Linked DNA regions of Homo sapiens: region 2 is linked to region 1. A link is a contact called in ENCODE Hi-C or POLR2A ChIA-PET data. All regions are on one chromosome and are shown on one strand. The core of a region is the stretch at or near the end of the contact, and the rest is flanking DNA. Distances in the headings are between cores, read along the strand shown.

Region 1 (4,894 bases), core at 1,297-3,796:
ATGTACTTTTAAGCATTTTTAAAAAATGAAATCAGAAATTATTTCAGAACAGCCCTGTCTTATAAGAGAACTGCCCACAGTTCTCTCTGCTTTCTTCCTTTTGGCTCAGCTGTCAAGAGCTCTCTGGAAACATAATCCTTGTTTTTCATGGAAATCTGTATTATAGTTCCCAAGATTTGGATAATCTAGTTTCAGAAGGTAGGGACCTCTTTTGGAATGATAATGTAGTGTTCTACCCCCAGTACCTACAACAGTACTAATTTTACCGAGGACCCTGCCCTCATGATGTCACTTAAACCTGATAACTTACCAAAGGCCCCATCTCCAAATACCATTGTCCTGGGGTTAGGGCTTCAATATGTGAGTTTTGAAGGGACATAATTCAATTCATAGCAGTTGGCATAGGACAGTGCTAGGCATATTACAAGTTCTTAATATATGCTTAGTGAATAAATAAATACATAAACAGAAAATGTCCAGAGATCTCTGTGTCCATTTGAAGTTGCTACGTCAACAACTGGACCCAGGAATAAAGGGTGTGCTCTAGCATCAGTGTAAGTATGGTCCCTTCGAGCCAAGAGGCAGAGAGCTCAGGAGCTGCTGAGAAGTCACAGTCACAAGGGAAGGAGACAGGAAAGGGAAGTCACATCAGGAAGGCTGAAGCCATAGCAAAGCCAGAGAGCTGGATCCCACTTCAGGGCCTACCATAGTGAAGCACTGGCTCTTCCTTCCTCTTTTCTTGGAAGCAGGGCCAGCTACATGATTGCAGGACTCAAGGCAAAATGAAAATGCAGGACTCTTGCTCAAAAAAAGAAAAAACAAAAACAAAAACAGAAAATATGCCATTAAAGATACTAAATATGAAGCCTTTTCCTTTTTTCCATGATCTCTCTTGACTTGCCATGTTGTTATTTATTTGCTATTTAATGTAGTTCTAAAGTAAAGAAAAATTAAAAGTTTTAATTATGAGCATGAATTGTACCATTGTTCAGTGCAAGTTTTAGAGGCAAATATAAGAACATGTAACTCTTCTGCCGAATCACCAAAATTACACAATTCATAAATTCACGTTCTGTACCTTGTATGCGCATATGTATTTCATTCTCACCAGAACAGTGTGAACGCCACACAACACTAACTCAACTCTTTTTTATTTCTTTATATTTGCACATTTTACCGATGCTTTCTACATTTGGCTTGTTGATGTGCTTTCTAAAAACAGAAAGAAAAAAGATCTGTAGGTTTCCCTATTTTTCCCTTTCCTTCAATGTCATCGTTTTCCATGTAATTGGTTGGTTATTACAAGGAAGTGACAGGAGTGAGAAAGGATACTTTAAGATCCCTTGGTTGTTTGTGTTTCTTAGAATGCTGTTGCCTTCTTTCTTGTTTGAACAGGAAGCATGACCACTTAGTCATAAACATGACACATTTCCCTTGTACTCGCCATGAGCCTCACTGAACTCCCACACATTGTGGGTCCACTGGAATTCTGTGTTCATGGGGCAACCAAATGCTCTAGGCAAATGGGGTGATATGGAACTTGCCTGCATGCTCCATTGTCCCCTTGGACTTTGCTTCCAAGACAGCTCAAGGTTGACAACAGGGCAGGGTGAGAAGGGCATGCAAAAGATGGTGGTGTGGGGTGGGCAGGGAAAGAAGGCCCAAGACTAAGCCAGTTGTTTGAAATTCTCTATATTCTTTCTTCATTTTGTCCATTTTTTTCTGTTTTTTTCATTTTTCAATGGAGATGGAAAGCACCCAGTTCTGCTTTCCCCCAGAATCACCCTGTTTGTAAGCAGCCTGGAATGGTCACTAGAAGCTGCTACCTTTTGCCTGTTTTCTAGCTAAGATCAGTAAGGAGAGGTGGTCTCAAGGCTGATAGAGATGGCCACTGAGGGAGCTGGCTGCTACCTGTGGTCTTATACACAAGACTTTTGCCCTCCATAGAACCACACATCTTCACTTAATGTTTTAAACTTTTTTTTTCAGGTCACATGAATTTAGGCATTAAATAAATTATTAGACTAGCAAACATCAGAACCTTTTTTTTTCTAAGAACGACAATAGAAAAGGCTCTTGTAGTTAACACTCTTAAATACAGAGGTATTTTAAATTAAAGATTTTTTTTAAAAAAGAACAGCCTTGTCTTATAAATAATAATGATTGATAATTATTCCTCAACGAAACTAAAGAAATGGTGTGTCTTCTATGCATAAAAAAACTAGTCTACTTGCACAAATATCATTAGACAAGAAATAATTTTATTATTTAAACATTATATTAAGAAAATCTTTTTAAAAAATTTTCACTATACGTTACATCACATAAAAATGTAAGGTAGCATGTGTGAACTGTTTAAAGAGCTTGTTAAAGATTCTTATAATAAGAAAGGCTGGGAAAAGTAGAGTCATATCTTATCAAAACAATCTAAGAATCTTAAGAATGCTGCTTTTCTAGTAATACATAAATATACACGAACATGAGCAAGAATCCAAGTAAAGAAACAGTTCTTATTCATAGGATTGACAGTTTTATTATTACACCAGCCTGAAATAACATATAATGGTGTGTGAGTGTGCACTGGAGTTTCTAAAAGCAGCTTTTCAGATAGGCTTAATGTGAGAAGGGTTCAACTTTCTTCTTTGAATTCTGGAGGATGGGGTCTCCTGGGGATAAAGGGGAAAAGGGGAGATAAACTTTTAATGCAATCTCTATTCTTGCCACGATTTATTTTATTTATTTGTTCAGCAATATTTATTGTGCAGTCACCACATGCCAGGCTCTGTAGATACAATGGGGACCTTGACAAATACACTCTTTGCCTTTCGGAAGCTCAGAGCACAGTCAAGAAACAGAGTATTAGCAGAGAACATTACTGGGAAACAAGGGATTTTGCAACTCTTGGTAGGGGAACCTAACACGACCACAGTGGGGAGCAGAAAAGAGCTTTAAAACTAAGAGCCCAGGGGTGTGTAAGGCATAGCCAGGTCAAGAATGGAGGAATGAAGAATGCTGAATCAGAGGGAATCCTGAGAAATTCCTTCTGGAACCTGGCTTCCTTAACTCTTATTAACCACGTGCTAAGACTCCTTTTATATGGTTGTGGGATGATTGGCTGCAATAGCACAAATTTATGGAACTAAAAAAACAAGTGTTTGGTGTAATACTGTAAGTGTTGGTTTGAATTTTGGATGCGTATGATTAATGAATGAGGCTGAATGAGACATGTAAGCCAGCTGGGCACACCTTGGTGGGGACCAATAGGAATGACAGCTACGCCTGATGGGGGCAGGAAGGGAAGCGCAGAGTTTCTTCTTTCGGCCACGCCTTCTGACTCCAGTGAATGCCTCCTTAAGGGGTGAGGAAGCTGTCAAGAAAATAAGCATATTGGCTGGCTCGGTGGCTCAAGCCTGTAATCCCAGCACTTTGGGAGGCCGAGGTGGGCGGATCACGAGGTCAGGAGATCGAGACCACCCTGGCTAACACAGCGAAACCCCGTCTCTACTAAAAATACAAAAAAATAGCCGGGCGTGGTGGCGGGCGCCTGTAGTCCCAGCTACTCAGGAGGCTGAGGCAGGAGAATGGCGTCAACCCGGGAGGCGGAGCTTGCAGTGAACTGAGATCAGACCACTGCACTCCAGCCTGGGCGACAGAGCGAGACTCTGTCTCATTAAAAAAAAAAAAAGAAAGAAAGAAAAAGAAAGTATTCATATTTATTTGGGTTAAGCCTAAACGTGTGTTTCTTGGTATTTCTTGGCGTTACAGCTAAAATAACCTAAAACACATCTGTATTGAGGTCTGTGACCCAAGTGCCAATCTGTAGCTGTCACAATAGTGTGTTCCAGGTAGGGGTAATAGCATGTGGAAAGGCCCAGAGGCGAAGGGGAGCCAACATCTTCAAGTGACAGGAAATACTTAAATAAGGGTGGGGCCCAGTGTAAGGGAGGAAGGTGAAGGGTGAGTCAGAGAGGAAAGCCAGCAAGATTTTGAGTATGGTGAGATTTTTCAACGCCGGACACGGAAAACCAGTTCATAGTTTAGACAGGGAAATGACTTGATCAGAGTTGCATTTTCAAAAGAATACTTTGGCTGCATTATGGAGGATGGACTTGAGTGAGGACAGCCTGGGAGGAAGAAGAGTTATCAAGGACAGAGATGAGAGTGGCCTAGAGTTGGAGACTGGCAGTAGGCATGGGGAGACTGTGGGATGATGAACTTAGGTGATTTACTGCGTGTGTGTGTGTGTGTGTGTATGTGTGTGTGTGTTGAAATAAAACGAAGCAAGGTTGACTCCCATATTTTCTGTTGTGAGGAGTAGGTGAATGGCTAGCATAGTCACAAAGACAAGGAATAACAAAAGAGGAGTTCATGCGTGCAGGGTTATTCCAAAGATGGCCACAACCTGGTATGTCCACTAATGTTGAAATGGAACCGAGTGTTGCCAGAATAATGATCATAGCTGTTTGAGGGGAGTGAAAATAAAACCATTTGTTAAAGAGAATAACACTGAGATAATTTTATAGCAAGAAGTGACTTTGACCCTGACTTTAGTCCTTTGCTTGTTAGCATCCATTTCCAATCCCTCTCACTACAATCATTTCCTTCTTTTCTGAGCTATAGGTGTGAGTCAAACCACTCTGAAACATAGCAGCACCTTTGAAAGAAGATGGCTGCTTCTTCCTCCGTCATAAAGCAGAGTGAACCACATGACAACTGTCTGTTCAAACAGATCTAAGAAAATAAATAAGGCTCAACCAAAAGTCACTGTAACCCATTTTATTAGTATTCTTTCTTTTTCCATACCCAACTTAAGCCTCATGTCCTGAGAAAGGATGACTTGTGCATACACCCTCTCTATCAAAAAGTATTTTTAAAGCCACTAGCAAGAAAGTGT
Region 2 (4,894 bases), core at 1,635-4,134, 180 kb after region 1:
ACGGATGGATGGTGGATGGAAGGAAGGATGGATGGTGGATGGAAGGAAGGGTGGATGGTGGATGGAAGGAAGGATGGATGGTAGATGGAAGAAAGGATGGATGGTGGATGGAAGGAAGGATGGATGGTGGATGGAAGGAAGGATGGATGGATGGTGGATGGAAGGAAGGAAGGATGGTGGATGGATACATAGATGGACCCAGTTACCCAGTGCTCTAAGTTAGCAACCAAATTCACAAGAAGATTCATGGCTTTACCTGTCCCGTGGCACTAGGCCTATGATTTGGGAACCTAAACTCAGTTCAGTCTCCTTCCTCTAATTTTTATGAAGAAACATTTTATTCATTGAGCCCTGGGTATAAAAATCATTTTGAGAATTAATAATTAACATAGATTCATAGACTGTGAAATCGAATCTTTCATTCCATTGCCCATCATTTAACATATAAGTTGCTTTTTTTTTTTTTTTTTTAGAGAGAGACATTGTCACCCAGGCAGAAGTGCAGTGGCACTGTCATGGCTCACTATAACCTTAAACTCCTGGGCTCAAGCCATTCTCTCACCTCAGCTTTCCAAAGCTCTGGGATTAAGGCATGATCCACCATACCCGGCTAAATTGCATTCTTTAGAACTGCATTTTCCCCAAAATAAGTCACTTTTAAGCCATGTCCCTTTTTTGCTCATACCACAGGACATTTAATACTACTGGAAACAGAGATACCATCATATTCTCGCAAGACCCAACAAGAAGCCACCATGCATCGGGACCAGACACCATCCCTTCGGGTGGGACCAGATACCATCCCTTCGGGTGACCACGAGGCAGCAGGAGGGACACACTGCCAACAAGCACCACTGCATCCTGCCAGGTCCTCCCCAGTCAAGAGAAGAGGGCAGGAGAGGTGTGCATGAAACAGACCCAGGGAAGGGCGCATTTGCCCTCCAGCAGCGTCATTTATAGTGACTGGGGGGACTTGCAATACAGGGAAACTGGCATCTCACTCCCCACCGAGAGGCCTCCCAAGCTTCCAGAGCTGGCAGACTCAAGATGTCTCCATGGAAGATGTGGAGCCTTGAGGTGCGATACAGGCAGAGAGGAACACGCAAGCTGTGGCCTGCTTTCAGTCTAGGAATTTCCCAAGGCATGAGTGTTGACTTGGAGGGACTGTGGTAGCAATTCCCGGGGAAAGAGAGGGTGATCCCCAACCCACCTAGTTTTCTTCTGTGCTGAGAGGACATGAAATCAGACTGTGACCTTTCATTGGCCCCACTAAAAGAAACCCGGATGTGAGAGGAGGTGCTGGAGCCAGGAGGTTCCTCCAGGCTCCACCGAGTGGAGACCTGAGATGCCCTCCCAGGGCTGATGGCAGACAAGGCTGCGTTCAGGAGCGTGGGGTGGAAGAAAGCTTAAAAACACATACAGCACTTGCATGGAAACTCCTAGAGGAAAATGGAACCAGGAAGAATCAGAACAGTGCCCAGGGGCGCCTCCCTCCCACAGGCAAGTGGCCATTTAAGAAAGGATTTCTGTGCATCCCCCAGCCCTCCTTCAGGCTCCCCAGAAAAGCTGGGTCTACGGGAGGGGGAGGATAGCATTGCTCCACAGCCAGATTTTGCCCCCCACCCTCTTTCTAAGCAGCCAGAGTCACAGCTCTAGCTTTAAATTGGATATGCAATTAAGGGTTTAAATTAAGCCACACTAAGTTTTAATTACCAAATGTGACCAGGAAGTTATGGAATACACCCAAGATTTTGTTAAGGGAAGAGAAAACTGTGGATTCTACATAGCACAATTGAACACAACGATTTAAAAAAAATACATAAGACCATTTAATTCTTTTTTTTTTTTTTTTTTTTGGATTTCAGTTGTAATTCCTTCAAGATTCCATTGTCATAGAAGCTTTTACTTAAAGCAAATTCCATGCTTTCATGGTCAAATAATCCAAGAATGTTAATTTCCCCTTTCTTTTTCTTGTTTTTTGCATATTTGTGGGATTGCATAGTGTAGTTTCACTCATTGATTATCCCACATTAAATCTTTCACCAAAAGTTCAAAGTCAAGTAAGTATTTGATCACTTGCAAGGGAATCTATCTGGCATTGGTGACTAGGTCTCCAGAGCAGAGAAATTAGATGAAGTGCCAAAGCATTGCATCCGGTTCCCTGGGTGATATTCTAAGGCGTGCACACAGCAGGAACAATACTCTTGGCCAGAGTCAGAGAGGAAGTCATGAGCTCCCGTGCTGAGTATATTCTTGGGTCTCCCCTTGTTTACATTTTGCCACTCTTGTATATCCCTAGCTTTACTCTGGATTAAGGAGGCCTCGACTTGTTGTAAAATGCTTTTGGAAAAGCCTGTTCAGTGAGGGCCATCTCACTTGATCAAACAGGATCATGCAGACCAATCAGTAGTGTAATATTAAGTAGTCAGGGTGCCACTTGAGAAAGGAGACCCATCCTTTGTTTTTGAATGATGACTCTTCTATCAAAATCTGTGTTTTATTGTCATCAAAGTTAAAATGGAAATAAAATATATTTTTAAAATAAAATAGGATTTGTTTCCACTCAATTTAAAAAAAAAACTGAATCTCTAAGCTTAAGATTTTTCCATATTAATAAAATGAAAATTTTTTCCAGAAACCTCTCTGAGGCCCTTCTTCTTTAAATTTATGTCAGCTTCATAACCAACTAACAAAGATATATGTTGTGATAGAGCCCATCACTTCAGTGGATAATCATGTAACTTACAGAAATCATTTCACAATCTTCAGATAGTTATTCTTCAATCTGCCAAGGTATTCAATCAATAAATGCCATTCTATGTAATCATTGCAATGACTGCCAAATGATGCAATCTTAAAATGCGGAAGAAAAAAAGTCAAGAAGGAGAAGGGTGAGTATCCAAGACAGAACCAAGTATTTTACAACAGGCCTTTCAGGTAGACTGGCTGAATTCCATATAAGCTCATTCATATCTGGAAGTCTTTATCGTTGTCTTAAGCCTGGAAATCAATGACCACCATCCCCTTGAGAGCCTGAAACCTGAAACAAGCATATTTCTTTAAGCACCTTTGCAAAAGTACTTAATTTTCCATGAGAACTCACTGTCTTGACCTGGCTCCTGGAATTCAAGGGAAGGGTGGAAAGTCAAGTCCAATAAATGAATAACTTTCAGGAACTTCAAACTTCATTATTTCTGATGGCAACCCAAAGCTTTTTCCATTATAAAAAAAAGGGCAAGGTATTTTGCACTCAAGTAGCTCTTTCAAAGAGGAGAATGAGAGCATGCAGCCCTCTTTACTCTGGTGAGAGGCTCACATTCTATATCTTGTTGGCTCAGAGTGCCTTTGTTTGGAGTCCAGCCCCTGGTTGAGGGTCAGCTAATGAAAGAGGAAATGAGGTTCAAATTCTTTAATTAGTTTTGTCAGTGATTCTCTATGGTTGGCAATAAAAGCAATACTTTCTGGGAGATCAGGTTCTCTTGCTGAAACTTTGGATAGGATAAAGCGCTTGAAAGGCCAAGATCATTTTCAGCCCATTGTTACAGCCTGTCTCTGAACTGGGCTTTTTACTGAAAAGCTTTGGAGCCAAAATTTTTATGTCATCTCCACAGTCATGTCTCACAGACATCAATAAGCATGTCTCTTTCAGATATTTATCAATACATCTTAGGAGGGCTTCACAAAACAGTATATTCTGCAAGCCAACTGGGAGAAAAACAAGTTTTGTTTGGGAATGTTGTGAATGAACGTTGCAGTCTGGGATACACATTTCCTGGAATGCTCGGAGGTCAAGTTCCCCAAAATGGGAGTACTTACACAAGGTTGAGGGCTAGTCACCAAGGATGGGGAAACTGGCTTAGAAGTCAGTATTGGGGGTGAGGGAAATCAGCATAGAAGCATCTTTGGAATGACCATGCCCTTTCCTAACAGCAAGTTCTATGCCCTGATCTTCACATAGGTCCTTATAAGGCTGACCACATAGCCTGATATAAAGGCAACAAACCTAAACATAGGTAACCTCATTGATAACAGTCATGTACCCACATGGAAATTCTTCCCACAGCACAGAGTAAAAAGAGGATTCCAGTGCTACCTCAAAATGGGACATTGCAAACTTGAACAAAACCCACAAAGGAGAAGTTGCCATGTCTTTCCAGCTTTTGGAACAGCTGGAGCTTGTCTGAAAGAAACCACACCCTGGACCTCCTCAGTGAGTCATGGCCCTTCTCCTTCCTTGGGGAATACCCGCATTTCTTCCTGATGGAGAAGACTTTATATGGAGACACCTCTTTTATCCCTCATGGGTGGGGGGATGGGGCAGGAAGAAAGTTTCCAATCTAATATTAACATTCAATTTCAGAAAAGTGTTTCTTGGGCAGCCTGACTTGCTTCGATAGGTCTGTATCAAACACAGAGCATACCTTCAGCTGAGGGGGAAACACTGGCTTTCTAAAGGGTACTAAATCTCCTCACTCAAACTTTACTGTCCGGGAAAATTAAAAAAATAATTCCTTATGAAAATCATCTCTCTGATTCTAGGCACCAGATGACTCTGAAAGTCATGTTAGGCGCACATCACATGCACCCAGGAGAGAAACTCAAGCAAAGACAGCAAACAATGGCAAAGAGACAGCATAGGAAGTACGCAGTTGCTTGCCATTTTTTGGGCAAATGCTCATCAATGTTTACTTTTTCCATTGCAGATATGTATTTTGTGTGATTCTTCAGGGCCAAGTCCACCGATGTCACAATAAACATATTGTCTCTAAGTTCCATTAACTTCCTGCCATATCTTGGGAGCTTTCTTCCCAGGGGAAGGGATCAGTTACTTGTTTCAATGAGAAGAATATTGAGATGCCAGTTATTTTTTTTTTTCCACAAGGGTAATGTATTA

The links. Hi-C counts contacts between places; a loop is a spot of excess contacts on that map. ChIA-PET counts read pairs that join two places held with the same protein, here RNA polymerase II (POLR2A). Pooled maps may share reads with other maps.
Region 2: a map of PC-3 shows a loop between it and region 1 (6-fold over the local background). The contact joins two enhancer-like sites. A Hi-C loop is called at or near these places in 3 of 168 maps with a recorded cell type or tissue (Calu3, PC-3 and endothelial cell of umbilical vein) and 3 of 50 pooled maps. POLR2A ChIA-PET finds 5 or more read pairs at or near these places in 1 of 52 experiments (activated B cell).

The regions. Positions count from the first base shown.
Region 1 is chr7:41,186,588-41,191,481 of GRCh38, reverse strand. No RefSeq gene overlaps it. Among named protein-coding and RNA genes, the nearest start is that of LINC01449, 87 kb to the right of the region's middle. Within about 2 kb of position 2,546, at least 6 of the 41 ENCODE cell types and tissues checked have a DNase peak (open chromatin) inside an H3K27ac peak, as active enhancers do; they include PC-3, where a contact is called at or near this core.
Region 2 is chr7:41,004,786-41,009,679 of GRCh38, reverse strand. It overlaps a transcript of SUGCT not described here. Among named protein-coding and RNA genes, the nearest start is that of LINC01450, 27 kb to the right of the region's middle. RefSeq lists an enhancer at 2,269-3,468. Within about 2 kb of position 2,884, at least 5 of the 41 ENCODE cell types and tissues checked have a DNase peak (open chromatin) inside an H3K27ac peak, as active enhancers do; they include PC-3, where a contact is called at or near this core.